Regions from separate parts of the Homo sapiens genome. Here region 2 is linked to region 1. The links are chromatin contacts, found by Hi-C or POLR2A ChIA-PET in ENCODE. All regions are on one chromosome and are shown on one strand. Each heading gives the region's core, a stretch centred on a gene start or an enhancer-like site at or near the end of the contact. The rest is flanking DNA. Distances are from core to core; before and after follow the strand shown. Region 1 overlaps LOC105369844 (a long non-coding RNA gene). Region 2 holds the start of GLIPR1L1 (GLIPR1 like 1).

What was found. Hi-C counts contacts between places; a loop is a spot of excess contacts on that map. ChIA-PET counts read pairs that join two places held with the same protein, here RNA polymerase II (POLR2A). Pooled maps may share reads with other maps.
Region 2: a loop to region 1 is called in a pooled map, with 4 times the contacts of the local background. The contact joins the promoter of GLIPR1L1 here to the enhancer-like site in region 1. A Hi-C loop is called at or near these places in 6 of 168 maps with a recorded cell type or tissue (PC-9, ascending aorta, naive thymus-derived CD4-positive, alpha-beta T cell and 3 more), 14 of 37 single-sample maps with no recorded cell type and 17 of 50 pooled maps. POLR2A ChIA-PET finds 5 or more read pairs at or near these places in 10 of 52 experiments (B cell, CD4-positive, alpha-beta T cell, CD4-positive, alpha-beta memory T cell and 6 more).

Annotation. Positions count from the first base shown.
Region 1 is chr12:75,524,942-75,530,250 of GRCh38, reverse strand. LOC105369844 (a long non-coding RNA gene) reads left to right here. Exons shown (of 16, transcript XR_007063375.1): 15 at 5,287-5,309. Among named protein-coding and RNA genes, the nearest start is that of KRR1, 16 kb to the right of the region's middle. Within about 2 kb of position 3,119, at least 3 of the 41 ENCODE cell types and tissues checked have a DNase peak (open chromatin) inside an H3K27ac peak, as active enhancers do.
Region 2 is chr12:75,332,551-75,337,859 of GRCh38, reverse strand. It overlaps GLIPR1L1 (GLIPR1 like 1), which reads right to left and starts at 3,190. Exons shown (of 6, transcript NM_001304964.2): 1 at 2,958-3,190. The coding sequence starts at 3,131. It also overlaps a transcript of CAPS2 not described here. RefSeq lists a silencer at 3,344-3,453.

The DNA of each region.
Region 1 (5,309 bases), core at 1,870-4,369:
AGTGCTATTCACAATAGTGAAGGCATTGAATCAACCAAGGTGCCCATCAAACTCATTTTCTTTGAGTACATCAATGGCTGTGTCTTAGGAATGGTGTTAATAGACTGCATGTGGACCAGCAAAGTACCTGTACCACCAATGCTAGCACATTCCATTTTTACTTCCCTAAAAAGCTAATAAGGTAGGGGAAAAAAATCTACCCCACCAGATCAGTTTCAGTGTTAACAAAGCTAAGACTCAAAGCACAAAATGGGAAAGCCCTGCCCACACCATGAATTGTGTTTACTCATACCCAGAAACTGCTAATTAGGTTACAGATAATTAAACTGTATTACAATCTCGGGATGAACATTTTCTTTATTTTTTTCTGTTTGTTAGTTTATTGCTAATGCATTGTGGGGAACCCTTAGAAAGACTCTGATAATGCTATCACATTACCCTTCCCCAGATTAATTGCATTATCACCAACTGAAATTATCTTTTTGCTTTGGTTGTTATTCGTCTTCCCCAATTAGGATATAAGCACTATGAGATCAGGGACATTATCCATCTCACTTAGCCCTACAGATGTTCCTTAACTTATGATGGGGTTGTGTCCTGATAAACCCATCATAAGTTAGAAAATATAATCTAAATTGAAAATGTACTTAATATACCTAACCTATAGAACATCAGAACTTAGCCTAGCCTATCTTAAATGTGCTCAGACACTGATATTAGCCTGCAGCTGGGAAAAATCATCTAACACAAAGCCTATGTTATAATAAAGTGTTTGATATCTCATGCAATTTATTGAATACTGTACTGAAAGTGAAAAACATGATGGCTCTCCAATTTATGAAGGTTATGATGTAAGTCCAACCATCGTAAGTTGGAGACTGTGTGTGTATAATCCATATGTCTGATGTATAGTAAGCAATATATTTATTCAACAAATATTTGAGCATGAATGCCTGAGTGAACAAAGAAAAGATAACTGCTCTATCTTAATCAGACTTTTATAAAACTAAAATTTGTATCCTCTAAAAGGCAACTATCCTCTCAATTGTATCAAACTCTTACTGTTTTTCCCTTATTTCATTTCTCTGAAGAAATCCTCTACTTCATTTAGCAAAGAGAGAATATCAAGAGATATATGACCCTATTTTAAATGTTGATAGGTGTCTCAAATATCTATTGCTATATAAGAAACATGCCAGCACACAATGGCTTAAAAACAATCTGGACTGAACAGTTCTTTTGCTCCACATGGTATCTACTGAAGCTGAAATGTCTAAGATTGCTTCTTCACTCACATTCAGAACCTCAGTTGGGATGACTGGAATATCCGAGAGCTGGTCAGGCCTGTTTCTGTCCCTCTTTCCACATGGCTAGCTTGGGCTTTCTCATAGTGAGATGGGCTCAGGGTATTTGAACTTCTTATCCTGCATCATTCTTCCAAGATAGAGGAAGCAGAAGCTGCCAGTCTTTCTAAAGGCTGGACCTAGAATTAGCAGAGTCATAGCCACAGTATTCTCTCGATCTAAACAAGTCACAGGGCCAGGCCAGATTCAAGGGGCTCCTCACTCTCTTAGTGTGAGGAGTAACATGCATATCAACAAGGAAGGAAGCTATCAGTGGTGGCTATCTTTGGAGATTATATGCCACAATAATGAGGTGGCTCTTCTCGAACTGCCTGCCTGTCTGTCTTAGAAATGCTGTAACTCTGTCCCAGTCTGTGCCAAGCAGAGATGATGAACAAAGCAGTGTGTGAAGTAGGCTGCTATTGCACCCTCTTTGCGTCTGACTTGATGTGGCTGACATATTGACATTATTTTATTGCTTTGGTGTGGCAACAGCTCCAGCTAAGCCACCACTGCCAGACACTTGCCCATCTGTCCTAAAATATGACTAATTACCATTATAATGATTCTTCAGCTTTATTAAACTTCTGTCTTCTGCAAAATCAAATGAGATTCATGAAGACTTTTTCATTAATCATCACAGCATCCCTGCTGAGAGCTTAAAAGAGGTAGGTGTATTCTTATTTTAGAAATGAAGAAGGTGCAACAAAATGAAGCTCTAGGAAGGTTAACCAGTATCACAAAGCTGGTCTGCTAGAATGAAGGAAAGAGGCAATATGTGTGTGTGTGTGTGTGTGTGTGAGAGAGAGAGAGAGAGAGAGAGAATTTTTCTGGGAAAAAGGGAAGGAGAGTCATCAATTTTTTTCTTTTCTGTTCCAATGTTATATGGCAATCATTTAAATGTCTCAACATACTAAAAGTTTCCAGAAGCAACAAACTTCTGGTATAATCAGAGGCTATGAGCTGTGCCCTAAGAAAAATATTGCAAAGAGATTTAACGTCTATCAGAATCAAATTTGTTTTCCTTCTTTCTAGCTACGTGTCCTTGGACAAGACACTGACCCTCATGCATTGATAGGCGTAAGTTTCAAAGCTTCATTAGATAGATTAAATGAAAAGACATGTAGCACATGTGTATAATAAGTTGTTCATAATAGGTACCCAATAAATGGCAATGGTTGTTATCATAAATTTTGTGATCTTAGGAATTTTAACATGCTAGTTGAAATAAAAAAGATAAAGCCTTCTTTATTTGTACCTAGTGACTTTCAGAAATAGCAGCATTAATTAATAGTTAACTGATTGGCACAATAGGGTGACTATAGTCAATAATAACTTAACTGTACATTTTAAAACAACTTAAATAGTGTAATTGGATTGTTTGGAACTCAAAGGATAAATGCCTGAGGGAATGGATACCCCATTCTCCATGATGTGCTTATTTCATATTGCATGCCTGTATCAAAACATCTCATGTACCCCATAAATATATAAACCTATGTATAGATGTATACACATAGGTGTATATATATATATACATAGATGTATGGTGTACAGGTGTATATCACAAAAATTTAAAAAAATTTAAAAATAGCTGGTTTGTATGTTATTAACTGCAGCTGAGTTTTTACGTTAAGATCTAGCCTGTGTGAACTTGAACAAGTAAGTTAATGTCTGTGGGCATTTGTATACTCATCTGTAAGGCAACAGAGCAGATGGTCTCTAAGAATGTTTGCATCGGACATCTGAGTTGTATGGAAATAGAAAAAGCCATTATTTGTGACCATTTGCCCTCTAGTGGCAAGAACCAGGGAAAACTATTTCTACTGAGAAAAAATTTCATGTCTGTATCCCCACCAAAACCTGATATATTGATAAATTCTTAGATTTGCTTCAATATTGTGTTAGTTATGTTTGTCTGTGTAAAAATTATCCCCCAAATTAGCAACTTAAACATTTACACAGTGTCTGAGGGTCAGGAATTTGTGAGCAGCTCAGCTGGGAGCTTGCAGCTCAAGGTCTCCCAGGAGGCTGCAATTAGGTCGGGCTGCAGCCATCAGACAGCTTGACTAAACTACATGAGCTGCCTCCAAGTTCTCTCATGTGGCTGTTGACAGGTTTCAGTTCCTTACCACAGGGACCTCTCCACAGGGCTGCTCACAACACGACAGCTGGCTTTCCCCAGAATGAGTGATCCCAGAGAGACAGAGAGAGAGAAAGAGCTAGAGAGAGAATGCAACAAAGATGGAAGGCACAATGTCTTTTATAAACAAATTTCAAAAGTTATTTACTGTGGTAGAATGAACTAGCATTACATGGATTCGAGATGAATATATCTAAAAACAATATATTCCACATAAAAAGCAAGTTTCATAAGTACATGCACATTATATATATAATTTTGTATATATATAATATACCTATACATTATATGAATGTAACTAATGTAAAATAGTTATATAATAATTACATACATGTTTATTAAGTATAATGTACAATGTGTCATATAAAATATGAAAAGCCTACTTTATCTTGTTTAAAGATTGTATGTGTGTGTGTGTGTGTGTGTAGTAGCCATAAAAACAAAAATATGCATGGAACTGATAAATACTGATAAAACTAAACATAAGTGGTCACCTGGGACTTTTGATATAACTCTTCAGAAAAAGAAGCTCTTCTTCTGTTAAGAATGTACATCCTAGAATTGCTGATAGACACAGAAGGGGGACAGAGAGAAAGAGAGAGAGAACATGTCAGTGATTGAGGGAGGGCATTACTGTCTTGATGACACTGTTGAGTTCCTAGATGCAGTATCCAGGTTATGGGACTATAAATCCTCTTTTTTACATAAGTTACTTTGAGTTTCTATGACTTTCCGTCAAAGGAGTCTTGAGAAGTATAGTTCTATGCAACTATTTAATCATACTGAAATCATAATTGTAGAAGAAGGCATATGCTTATTTATTAAAGGTAAAGAGTGCTTCCATCCCCTCTACCTCCCCTGGGCAACTCTAAGAGCAGGACACTCTAGTGCTTAAAAGATCAGATTCAGGCTTCTGAGACACTCCTCTCATGTTGCTTTAAGGCAAGGCCCCCTAAACTGGTAGCCTGATCCTCTAGGGATTCTATGGAAGAGTGCTATTATGTCTATGCAAACATGTGCTCTTCTGGGGAAAGAGTCTGTATTTCATCACATAGTAAAGGGAATGGTAAACAAAAAGAGGTTAAAATCACTGTTGGATGATAAAAAGTATTATGTTAAAGCCTGCATTTACACACCTCCCAGTGTCAGGTAGCTAGACTTTTTAATTAGAGAATTTGAAATTATGAAGTAGCAATGCCACCATCTTATTAACATCATGAAATCATTTTTAAAAATATAAATGTATTAAATGTTTAAAATATTTCACTTAAAAAGTTCATTTTATTATGGGCCATCTGCAGTTACTGCCACCTAAAGGATGGGAAAGGCATATAGCTTCAACAAATGACTAAAGATTTGCTTTCCAGAAAAGTTCAAGTGTTCTTTCAGTGTTATGTTTACAAATAAAAGACTGTCGTTTGCTTTTTCTATTAGCATAAAATAATTCTCAGTAGTATCAATACATTTCACATGCCACTGATTAAATCCTGAATATTCATGCATGCAATAAAAAGCCTTCCGTTGCTATGGTGGAACCTAATACCATGGAATGTATTCCAGCTTCCTTTAGGGGGAAGAACGTTCAAACTGAAAATTATATCAAAGCTGGTCCTTATCAATGAGAACAATCACAAAGAGAAAGAGGGAAGATTGCATGTAAATTATAGGAGAGGCTAGATTCCCAATGAAAATATGAATGTTTTATTGGCTTGGGGCCTGAAGAGACTAATATTCAAGCCGTAATGAGTGTCTTTCAACCCAAAGGGTCCACTGTATGTACAAATCCCAGTGTTTTTTCAGGTCATGAGGCAACAGAATTCCAC
Region 2 (5,309 bases), core at 1,941-4,440, 190 kb after region 1:
CATTTGTACAAGACAAAGAAGACAATAGTCGAAAAATAATAATAGAAATCAAAGAAATAAAAAAATAAGCAATACTTTTATTAGGCAAAGTTCAAGGATTTAATGTTACTTTATAAGACACATAGTACGGAATGTAATATTTATGAGACTTTATGTGATAAATAACATGGCACGCATATATGAAATAAAAATTCCAATCTTGAGGTAGGTAGTTTCACTGACGTATACATATGTAAAAAAAATTGTACATTAAAACTAGTGCATTTTATGCACTTATTCACTAGTAATCATTCAATAAACAACATATCAAAATATTGTGTCAATTTTATAAAATGCTGATTTTCAAGACATTTGTCCATTTATTTTCTTTATGTTGTAAAATTTATTAGTATAAATTTGTTCAAAATATTCTCTATCTATCCATTTAATGTGTGGAGTTTTTTAAAAGTGATTTTCCATTCCTAAAATTGATTTTTGAGTTGTGTCTTTCTTCATTAATCTTTTTTTTACTACTGGTTTATCAATTTTATTAATATATAGTTTTAAACCAACTTTTGATATTATTGATTTTAGTCCTCATACTTTTACTTTCAATTTCATCAAATTATGATCATCTTTAGTTTTTTAAAAATTTTCTTGTGCTTAATTTAAACTTGTTTCCTACCTTCTTGAGTTGAAAGAATAGGTCTTGATTTTTAACCATTCTTCTTTCCTAAAATATTCATTTAAATCTATACGTATGCTTCCAAACACTTCTTTTGCTATATCCCACAAATTTTGATATGCTGTGTTTCCATTAACATTCAAATCTAAATTATAGTAATCTCTATTATTATTTATTCTTTAACTTATGGACCATTTAGATATGTGCTGCTTGATTTCACATTTTGGGAGATTTTGCACACTTTATTTCTGGTTTAAGACTTTTTTTTCAGAAGATATAGGACAAAATTTCAAATACTGTTAATTTATTGAGACTTGTTTTATGGTTCAGCATATTGTTTATATTGATGAATGTAATGAATACTTGATAAAAATTTGTATTTTGCAGTGTGGTATAAATTGTTTAATGTCAATTAGGTAAAATTGTTTGATGTTCAAATCTTTTTTATTTTTACTGATTTTTACCTACTTGTTCTCTTACTCACTAAGATTAAAATCTCTATGACTGTTTTGTCTCTTTCTCCCTTTACTTTTGCCAATTTTTGTGTATTAAAATATATTATTACATTTATTTGTATTGAAGATTGCTGTGTCTTTTGTTGAATTAGCCCTTTTATTTTCCTAAATGTCCCCTTTTATTTCTGGTAGTTCTCCTTGTCTTAAAATCTACTTCAGTAGCCATAAATATAGCTATTCTATCTTAATTTTAGAGTTTGCATAATGTATTTTTTCCATCTTTTTACTTTAATCTATTTGTGATATGTTTCTGTTACAAAAGCATTAATCCAATCTGATAATCTTTATTTTTAATTAAAGTATGTAGTAGTCATTTGCATTTAATGTAATTTTAACATGGTTAAGTTTTAGTCTACCATTTGCTATTTTTAAATGATTCCCTCTTTGTTCTTTTGTTCCTTGTTCCTGTTTTCCAAAAATTAATCAAGGACTTTAGTATTCTACTTACTGGATTTTTAGCTCTACTTCTTTGTATATTTTTAATGGTTATCCTAGATATTAAAATATGCATTCTTAACTTCTCACGGTCCATCCAGAAATATTATTGTGATTCTTAACAATATAAGGAACTTTCAGCAGAATAATTCTATTGACACTTCACTTCATTTTTTATGCATTGGTTATAATGTGTTTAGTTTCTACATTATTATAAACTCCACAATTCATTGTTATCATATTTTGCTTTAAATAGTCAATGAGTACAAAAGAAATATAAAGAACATTTATTATATTTAACCCCACATTTACTCTTTTTTATCATACATTTACAATAAAACTCTAAAGGCATCAACCATATTAATACTAATATTAGTATTTCTGAATTCCGTTGAAGATTTATTTCTAGTTAATTTATGCCTTGGACAACCCCAAGCTGGTAAACATTATATATTAAAATATCTTAACAATTCTGCATTAAAGAGATTAGTTTATTCTTGTTTCATTTCTGATACATATTTGAATCTTTCTCCATCAAAATATAATTTTCTTATACAGTAGACTAGTACAGTTTTGAACTTATTTTAATGCCTGAGTTGTGATTTTATAATTACTTTTGTTTTCCACTGGATAGAAAAGAAGAAAGCTGGAATAGATATGAGTTATACTGTATCTACATCTGCATAGCACATAAAATAGACTAATACTATCAACGTTTATGCTCATAGTGATGCATTTATAAACAAGAAAAAGTTACAATGCAAGGGAAATTTCCAATCATACAATTCATAGTCAAGTATTTAAAATTTTGTAAATTCTATGGATTATTTAATAATCCAATGCTTTTTATGCTTATTCTTCAATAGAGTACTGTATTTTTTTCAAATAATACTACACATGAAGTGTTGTTTTGATCTTGGATTCATATGATATAAAAATAAGTAAGAGAACAAGAGAATCTCCATTCCTGGGCTATTTCTTTGGTATCTTGTATCTTGGTTGTGGGGGGTGGAAATTGCTAGCTAAAAAATGGAAGAAAGAAAACAAAATAATCCTGTGTTCAGTACTTATAACTTTAGTGGTGCAACAAAGCAACTTCCAAACACTGCTCCAGCATCCCCACCTTCCCCGCAAGAGGCAAGGAACAGCTTCAAGTCTTCCTTTCTTGTTCACTCCTATGACTCTGGAGGAGACAGCCCAACCAAGGTGTGAATTTTTTTCTTTTTAACTGCATATATGTAAAGTCCGGATTGAATTAGTACAAGTTAAGTCCGTGAAATTTATCACCCAGATACCTCAGGATGAGTCAGGGATTTAAGAGCCCAGCCCTGGTTCTTTCTCACCATGTATTTCATGTCGGCCGCGGGAGGGTTGACTTTGCCACGCCATTCGTTGTGGGCTTCTATGCAGTTGTCTATAAAGTGTGGGTCAGTGATGGATGGGATTTTGGAAGATGTAGTGGCTACCAAACACAGACCCAAGATCCATAAACAACTGAATTTATTCTTCAGAGCCATGGAAGGATGTGGAGGATGCGGAGGATGCCCTGACTGCGCGGACCAGTAACGGCTGGGGCAACCCGATTTCCCCACGCCCCCGCACCACGCTCTCCCTTGGCTCCATCCTGCCGCACAGGCTCGAGCCCAGCGCGGCTGGATCAACTTGTCAGTGTCGCTGTGGGGAAGAACAGGCAGCAGGGTTCCCCTTCCACAAAGCTCTGAGCTACAGGGGAAAGCTCTGAGTCGCCCTCTGGTGGAGGGAATTTCAACCATCCAAACTGCTTTCTGTGGATCCAATCTGTAATCTGCAGAGCGCGTCTGGATTGTAATACAGATTGCAATATGCAAGCCACACAAGTTAGGTAAAGAACAAGTGCGGGATGCTGACAATGGGCCAGTCGAGTGCAAAGCACTATATATTCGTTTCTTAGACGCAGCTTCCGTGTATAGATTTTTATTGTTCTAAATAATCTAGAATCATATTGCCACTTCCCTCAGAGATTGGGAATAGAGTAAGAATAGGCAATTCTTATACAGTGACATACAGTGATCCTAAATTATCAACTTGTCAAACATTTAATAATTTCCTTCTGTTTTTTCGTCTGAAGAGACCGAATGCTTAGATAGATAACAATAGATGCTTGGAAAATGTAGCCAAGTAGTTCCTCTTGACAAAATCTTCCCTTTTTGATAGTTTGGAACAGAGCCACTGTATGGTGACTGGTAGACTCCAAGAGTTGCTTTAATTGATACACTGAGACTGGGATGGACAGAGTACATTTGATTGTCTATTTTACCTGCAATGCAATATAAATCAACGTCATTTGGCTTAATGTTTTAAATTCATTACATCAGTTATATTGATATTCTGTAATAAACCAGCATTTTTCCCCATGACATTAATTTTTTTTAGTATTTCTATGTTTCAAATAAATACCTTTACTTAGTAATTTGAAGTTGTTTACAATGCTGTTTAATTCAAGTGAACACGTACTTACATCTGCTGAATGATCCGCCATAGTCAACCTTGACACAAAAAACAAAAACCAAAACAAACTACTTTGATGCAGCTACTATCTTTTTAAAAATAAAAAGCAGAAAATTAGATTATAAGAAAACGAAAAATGCAAGGATCCTAATGGAAATTCTACTGGGCAATAGATAATATATTTCTAGTCTACTACCAGCTAATGGAGAATTGCTGTATATACTACTTTCATATCACATACATAGTCCAAACTGAGCTTCTGATATCCCACACCCAAAGACATGAACATATATACGTGTGTGTGTGTGTGTATATGTGTGTGTGTAGGTATACAGATAGATAAATCAATACAGTTATATACATCTACATGTGTCTATATATATATGTCTCTTCCTGGATATAAAGATATCTATAGGCATATACACACATACATATACACACATACATTTATATATGTAAAGTTCTCTCTATGTATAAATCTGTTTGTATACACATATATGTGTGTGTGTCTGCCTATAGACATATATACATCTACACAGAGAGAGATACAGATGTCTATAGGCATATATACATATACATATGTTTGTATACAAAGAGAAAGAGAACTTTTAAGGAATTGGCTCACATTACAGTGGGGGGCTACAATAAAAAATCTGAAGTCCTAGGTATGGCCCAAAAGACACTACATAATCTGACCATGGCTAGTTCTCTGGCATTCTCTCCTGGCTTATTCTGCATCAGCCACATCCATCAGCTTGATAAGGATGCTCTCTCCTCAGCATCTTTGCACTTGCTGTTACTTTTGCCTGCAGTGCTCTTTATAGAGTTCCCTTCAGTGAAGTCTTCCCTGATCATTCTATATCCCCTGTCTGTCAGTGCCTATCCATTTAACCTGTTTTATTTTTCTTCATTGCATTAATTACCTCCTGAATTTATGTTATTTATTTTTTTAACATCTGCCTTCTCTATCAGATTGTAGCCTTCACCACAACAGTAGCTTTGTTTTCTTCATTGCTACATCTCTAGCACCTTGAACAGGAACTGAATCTTTAGGCTCTCAATAAAAATTGGTCGAATAAATAAATGAGTTCTCTTTAACTTTCTAATAATGTTGTATACAACTGTAAGCTTCTTGAGAGCAGAAACTATATTTTAATTGTTATATATATGTATATATACATATGAGGGGCTCAATAAATATTTTTGAC